2 separate regions of the Homo sapiens genome follow, and region 1 is linked to region 2. Evidence: read pairs that join two places in POLR2A ChIA-PET (ENCODE). Cell type or tissue: K562. All regions are shown on one strand. Each heading gives the region's core, and the rest is flanking DNA. Links, peaks and the distances in the headings are about the cores only. Region 1 has its middle 13 kb from the start of ERO1B. Region 2 has its middle 41 kb from the start of EDARADD.

Evidence for each region. ChIA-PET counts read pairs that join two places held together with the same protein. Peaks named below come from ENCODE experiments on the same cell type or tissue, not always from the same donor. Only the 100,000 strongest peaks of a DNase experiment are listed, where the experiment ranks them.
Region 1: POLR2A ChIA-PET joins it to region 2 with 8 read pairs; 4 of 35 experiments call an interaction of 5 or more read pairs at or near these places.

Annotation. Positions count from the first base shown.
Region 1 is chr1:236,293,747-236,296,660 of GRCh38, forward strand. No RefSeq gene overlaps it. Among named protein-coding and RNA genes, the nearest start is that of ERO1B, 13 kb to the left of the region's middle. In K562, for the core only: no CTCF peak of the experiment used is centred there; no DNase peak of the experiment used is centred there.
Region 2 is chr1:236,352,078-236,354,991 of GRCh38, forward strand. It overlaps a transcript of EDARADD not described here. Among named protein-coding and RNA genes, the nearest start is that of EDARADD, 41 kb to the right of the region's middle. In K562, for the core only: no CTCF peak of the experiment used is centred there; DNase peaks (open chromatin) are centred at 1,194 and 2,614.

The sequences.
Region 1 (2,914 bases), core at 99-2,598, 58 kb before region 2:
GTCTATGAACCAGGAAGTGGGCCTTCACCAGACACAGAATCTGGCACGTTGATCTTGGACTCCCGGCCTCCAGAACTGTGAGAAATAAATATTTGTTGTTTAAGCTATGTGGTCTGTGGTATTTCTGTTATAGCAGCCCAGACAGAAGGACAGTGATTTTCCTTAGGTGTCTTTGGTATAGCACCCTACAGCCATGACTTCCCGCATCATTCTATGCGGTCACCTCTGAAGTGCTTCTGACCAGAATTGGCTTAGGATTCTCTACACCTCAGCCTGCTGCATAAGGTATCTATGCCACCTGCATTTCCCCATGTAAAAAACATAGCTCTGATATCATGTTTTGAGTGACAGTTAAAAAATCCCCTTACTGTCCTGAAAAGTTGCATACAATTCTTAATCCTTTTTTTTTTTTTTTTGAGACAGAGTCTCACTCTGTTGCCCCAGCTGGAGTGCAGTGTGCAATCTTGGCTCACTGCAACCTCCATCTCCTGGGTTCAAATGATTCTTCTGCCTCAGCCTCCTGAGTAGCTGGGATTACAGGCACGCGCCATCACGCCCGGCTAAATTTTGTATTTTTAGCAGAGACAGGGTTTCACCATGTTGATCAGGCTGGTCTCAAACTCCTGACCTCATGATCTGCCTGCTTCGGCCTCCCAAGGTGCTGGGATTACAGGCATGAGCCACCACACCCGGCCCTTTCTTAATCATTTTTTAATGGAAACCTACTAATGTGTTCTTGTTTGTTAATTTCTATGATGTGGAGGAATAGACACTCCCCTGCCACTAGAGATAAGTAAAGGGTAGACAACCACTTCGCAGGGATGTTATAGGGGTTTTAGGCATCAAAATGAATGACTGGGCCACATAGGTTTTAAGAGTTTTTCAACCTCGACTTTCTTGATTCCACCTAAAAAATGGAGCTGTACTGAGCTTTTTTCCAACCAACCAACAAACGAAAGCACTTTTTCTAACCTATTTGAAACATTTTAGAATAATCCCATTTTATTTTTAGTATGAACATAGGTGTCAGCAACTCAGTAAGTGGCCCGTTGTCTTGTCCTCCCACATTCAATAGTTTGAACTGGATTGAGTGAATGGGACCATCAGTAGTCACAGTCTTCACAGTCACGAAGTAAACTAGACTAGATTACATATAATAATGCCCAGAAAACGGGAATGTAGTATACTTAAAAAAAAAAAATAGCAAGTGAACGGGCGTTGTGGCTCAAGCCAGTAATCCCAGCACTTTGGGAGGCTGAGGCGGGCGGTTCACTTGAGGTCAGGAGTTTGAGACCTAGCCTGACTAACAGAGTAAAACCTCCTCTCTACTAAAAATATAAAAAATTAGCTGGGCATGGTGGTGCGTGCCTGTAATCCCAGCTACTTGGGAGGCTGAGGCAGGAGAGTTGCCTGAACCCGGCAGGCAGAGACTGCAGTGAGCTGAGATCGCACCACTGCACTCCAGCCTGGGTGACAGAGTGAAACTGTCTCAAAAAAAAAAAAAAAAAAGTAAGAAAAACTTTCTGACTCAAAGATTGAAGCTCAAAACTAACAAAAGCTGGTGTTGAGATGAAGGGAGCTAGTTATTGTGGGGTTATTTTAATATAATTGATTACTAAAGAAATATTTTAAAGTATCTGGATATTAGTGTCATAAATAACTATTTGGGAGAAACGTCATTGGACTGTCCTGGGATATCAGTACACCATTTCTTCCAACATTCATAGCACCAGCATTAGCAACATTAGGACTTTGCAGATTTTGAAGACAATCTTTTCATCCCAGAGTGAGTGTCTCATCCATCACTGTCATTATGTTTAAAATATAAGTATGTTGGCTGGGCACACTGGCTCATGCCTGTAATCCTAGCACTTTGGGAGGCCAAGGAGGGCAAATCACCTGAGGTCAGGAGTTCGAGACCAGCCTGGCCAACATGGTGAAATCTGTCTCTACTAAAATTACAAAAATTAGCCAGGTGTGGTGGCGGGCACCCGTAATCCCAGCTACTCGGGAGGCTGAGGCAGGAGAATCACTTGAACCCTGAAGGTGGAGATTGCAGTGAGCCGAGACCGCATCACTGCATTCCAGCCTGGGCTACAAGAGCGAAACTCTGTATCAAAAAAAAAAAAAAAGAAAAAGAAAAGGAAAGAAAATAATATGCTGTACTATATTTGCCACTTTTATAGGATTTTCTGTGTTGCGAATGAGCATTTGAATCAATTTTTCCTTTTTAAATTAAAAAAAGAAAAACAAACTGAGACTTGTTTTAAATGAGTCCTTCCCATCCCCCCCAATTTTTTCTTCTTCTTCCACATGGATTCTCATCTGTAAGTACTTCCTATGCTGAAAGGCAAAACTGGTACATGTCTCTCTTCTACTTTCTATGACCCATCAAGAAAAGTTTTTTTTTTTTTTTTTTTTTTGAGACAGAGTTTGGCTCTTGTTGTCCAGGCTGGAGTGCAATGGCTCGATCTCCGCTCACCGCAACCTCTGCTTCCCGAGTTCAAGTGATTCTCCTGCCTCAGCCTCCTGAGTAGCTGGAATTACAGGCATGCACCACCATGCCCAGCTAATTTTTTGTATTTTTAGTAAAGATGGGATTTCTCCATATTGGTCAGGCTGATCTTGAACTCCCGACCTCAGGTGATCTGCCTTGGCCTCCCAAAGTGCTGGGATTACAGGCCTGAGCTACTGCACCTGGCCAGGAAAGAATTTTTTATGAAGACGTAATCCTTCAGTTGAGGGTTCAAGTATGAGGCAATGGTCTTTGATTTTCCTTCCTTCAGATCAATCAAAATTTTTAAAGTGAATAAAATGACCATAAGTCAATTAGGGTAATATTATTTACATACTTTTTTAAAAAATAAAAGTTGAGGCTGGGCATAGTGGCTAATACCTGTACTCTCAGTGCTGT
Region 2 (2,914 bases), core at 201-2,700:
CTTGGCCCACACCCTGGTTTTTTCAGGGTCTTATCAGCCCATAGCTTCTGTAGCTATTTACAGTTTCCTTTGGCTGCTCATGTGAAACTGCCGCCTAGAATATTCTATTCTCCTATGACCACCCTGTATTATTTCCGTCTCAATGCCCGCTAAAACTGGCCTTTTAGTTATTGGTTAGGTTATTATCTCTGTCTCTCCTGATTTCTTGGAAGATCAGATAAACAACTTAGGTTTGGCTTGGTGGTGTGGAACTTCAGCATGAATGGCTCCATTTTAGTTTGGTCTGTTGAGCCAAGTGCAGGAGCTCAGTCTAAACCAATAGCCTCCCGTAAATTTTATCTAATAGACTGGGTTCAGTGGCTCGTGCCTATAATCCCAGCATTTTGGGAGGTCTAGGCAGGAGGATCATTTGAAGCCAAGAGTTCAAGATCAGCCTGGGCAACAAAGCAAGAACCCCATATCTACAAGAAATAAAATAAATTAGCCAGGGCCAGGTGTGGTGGCTTACGCCTGTAATCCCAGCACTTTGGGAGGCCAAGGCGGGTGGATCACTCGAGGTCAGGAGTTCAAGACCAGCCTGGCCAACATGGTGAAACCCTGTCTCTACTAAAAATACAAAAATTAGCCGGGCGTGGTGGTGGGCACCTGTAATCCCAGCTACAGGGGAGGCTGAGGCAGGAGAATCGCTTGAACCTGGAAGGTGGAGGTTGCAGTGAGCCAAGATTGTGCCACTGTACTCCAGCCTGGGCGACAGAGTAAAACTCCATCTCATAAATAAATAAATAAGCCAGGTGCAGTGGTGTGTGCATGTAGTGCCAGCTACTCGGGAGGCTGAGGCAGAAGGATCACTTGAGTCCAGGAGTTCAAGGCTGCAGTGAGCTATGACCATGCCATGGCACTTGAGCCTGGGCAACAGAGCAAGACTCCGTCTCTAAAAAAAAAACAACAACAACAAATTATCTAACAGTAATAATGGTACTAACAGTAGTGAATTTAGGGCAAGCACACCACATGCCTCATGGCTCATCCTTTCTTGGGATTGTCACAGGACTCCAGCCTTGAACTGAGGCAGCCTCACTTCACAGGCCAGGGTTGTTACCTCTCATCCCCCACAGACCTGGGATTTGTTTCAGCTCTGCAGGAGAGAACTGTGTGACCTTGGGCAAACTCTTCCCCTCCTGGTCTCCCTTATCTGTATCTGCACACAGCTATGATAAGTGGTGGTAAAAGTCGTTCTAGCTCTGAGTTTGTAGGATTATTGGACACCCACTGTGCATGAGGTGACTGCTTACACAAGGAGATGTTACATTAAGATGTTGGACAGCCAGGCGCGGTGGCTCACACCTGTAATCCCAGCACTTTGGGAGGCCAGGGCAGGTGGATGACGAGGTCAGGAGTTCAAGACCAGCCTGGCCAACATGGTGAAACCCTGTCTCTACTAAAATACAAAAATTAGCCGGGCGTGGTGGTGGGCACCTGTAATCCCAGCTACTCAGGAGGCTGAGGCAGATAATTACTTGAACCCGGGAGGCGGAGGTTGCAGTGAGCCAAGATCGCACAACTGCACTTCAGCCTGGGCAACAGAGCGAGACTCCAACTCCAAAAAAAAAAAAAAAAAAAAGATATTGGACTAAGGTTGGTGTTTAAATGGACCCTATTTGGTAGTTACTCGACTGTGTGTAATATTTTAGTTGTTAAATGAGGTGGCATCTTTTCATCATTTGGCTTTTCTACCTTTTACCCAGAACAGGCACCAGATAATCAGCTTCTGGTGTTGCTTAGCAAAATGACAGCTCTTTCCTTAAAAAAAAAGTTTTTTTTTGCAAGAGAAAAGACAGATTTGTATTCATGTATCTATGGGAGTTCAGGGGAAAATGTGACTCTAGCTCTTTCATTTAAAGCTCGTTAGTTCTCTTGTAGCTGGAGACATTTTTTCTCTTCTGCTCTTCGGGTTGCGAGGCTTAGGGATTCTAAGACACTAAGCCTTGCCTTTGTAATCCTGTTTTATAAGGCTATTTTCTCCTTTGAAGATGAACTCTCAATCATTTAGATACTTAAAAGCCTAGACACAGCACAATTTATTCCTATAATGTACTGACCTCAAATACCAAGTAGGTATTGCAGCGCCTACCCAGGAAACAAACCTTGGCTTGTGCACAAATGACTTACACACATGAAAGTGCCAGGATAAACCCAGGGGTTTTCAGAGAAAATATCAGAATGAGGGAAAAGGCTAGAATATAGAATGTCAGATATACTTGGGTTCGAATCCAGCATTCTCCCTTCTTGGCTCTGTGACCTTGGACAAATTAATTAAACTCTCTGAGCCTCAGGTTCCCCAGCCATAAGATGATGATAACATCTGTGATCTGGGAGAGCCAAGTTGGCATCCCTTTATCAACTAAGACAAACCTTTAGGTTACAGAAACAAAAGTTACCAACGAATGAAGGGTTCAGGGCTCAGCTGGCATGGCAATTTCCTAAATTCCTGTGGCTACAAGAAAAACCACACTCTTGCTAAACTCCCTAACAGTAGGAATTATCAGGCAAATTGTCAGACACTTCCTAAGTCTGATGTACAATCCAGACCACTACAGCCCTGATTGGACAGAGACCTGGCCTTAGAAACACTTTCCTGATAAGTAACTGCCAACCTCAAGCCAGTTTCAGCAAATTGTAGAGACTGCACACACAAATTATCTCTGTGTCCTGTAGGTCACCTTTAACGTAAAGAGCCAAATTCCATCTCAGTTTAAAGCCAAAACCCTTCCCCAAAGTGAACATGGGATGGATATTACATATATGTGTAGCCATTGTGCATGCATTTGGCTCCCCTCATAAATATGTACAGCTTTCCTCCAAAACCTGAATATATATGACTATTGTGTAATACAGACCCTGTGAGGCACAAAAA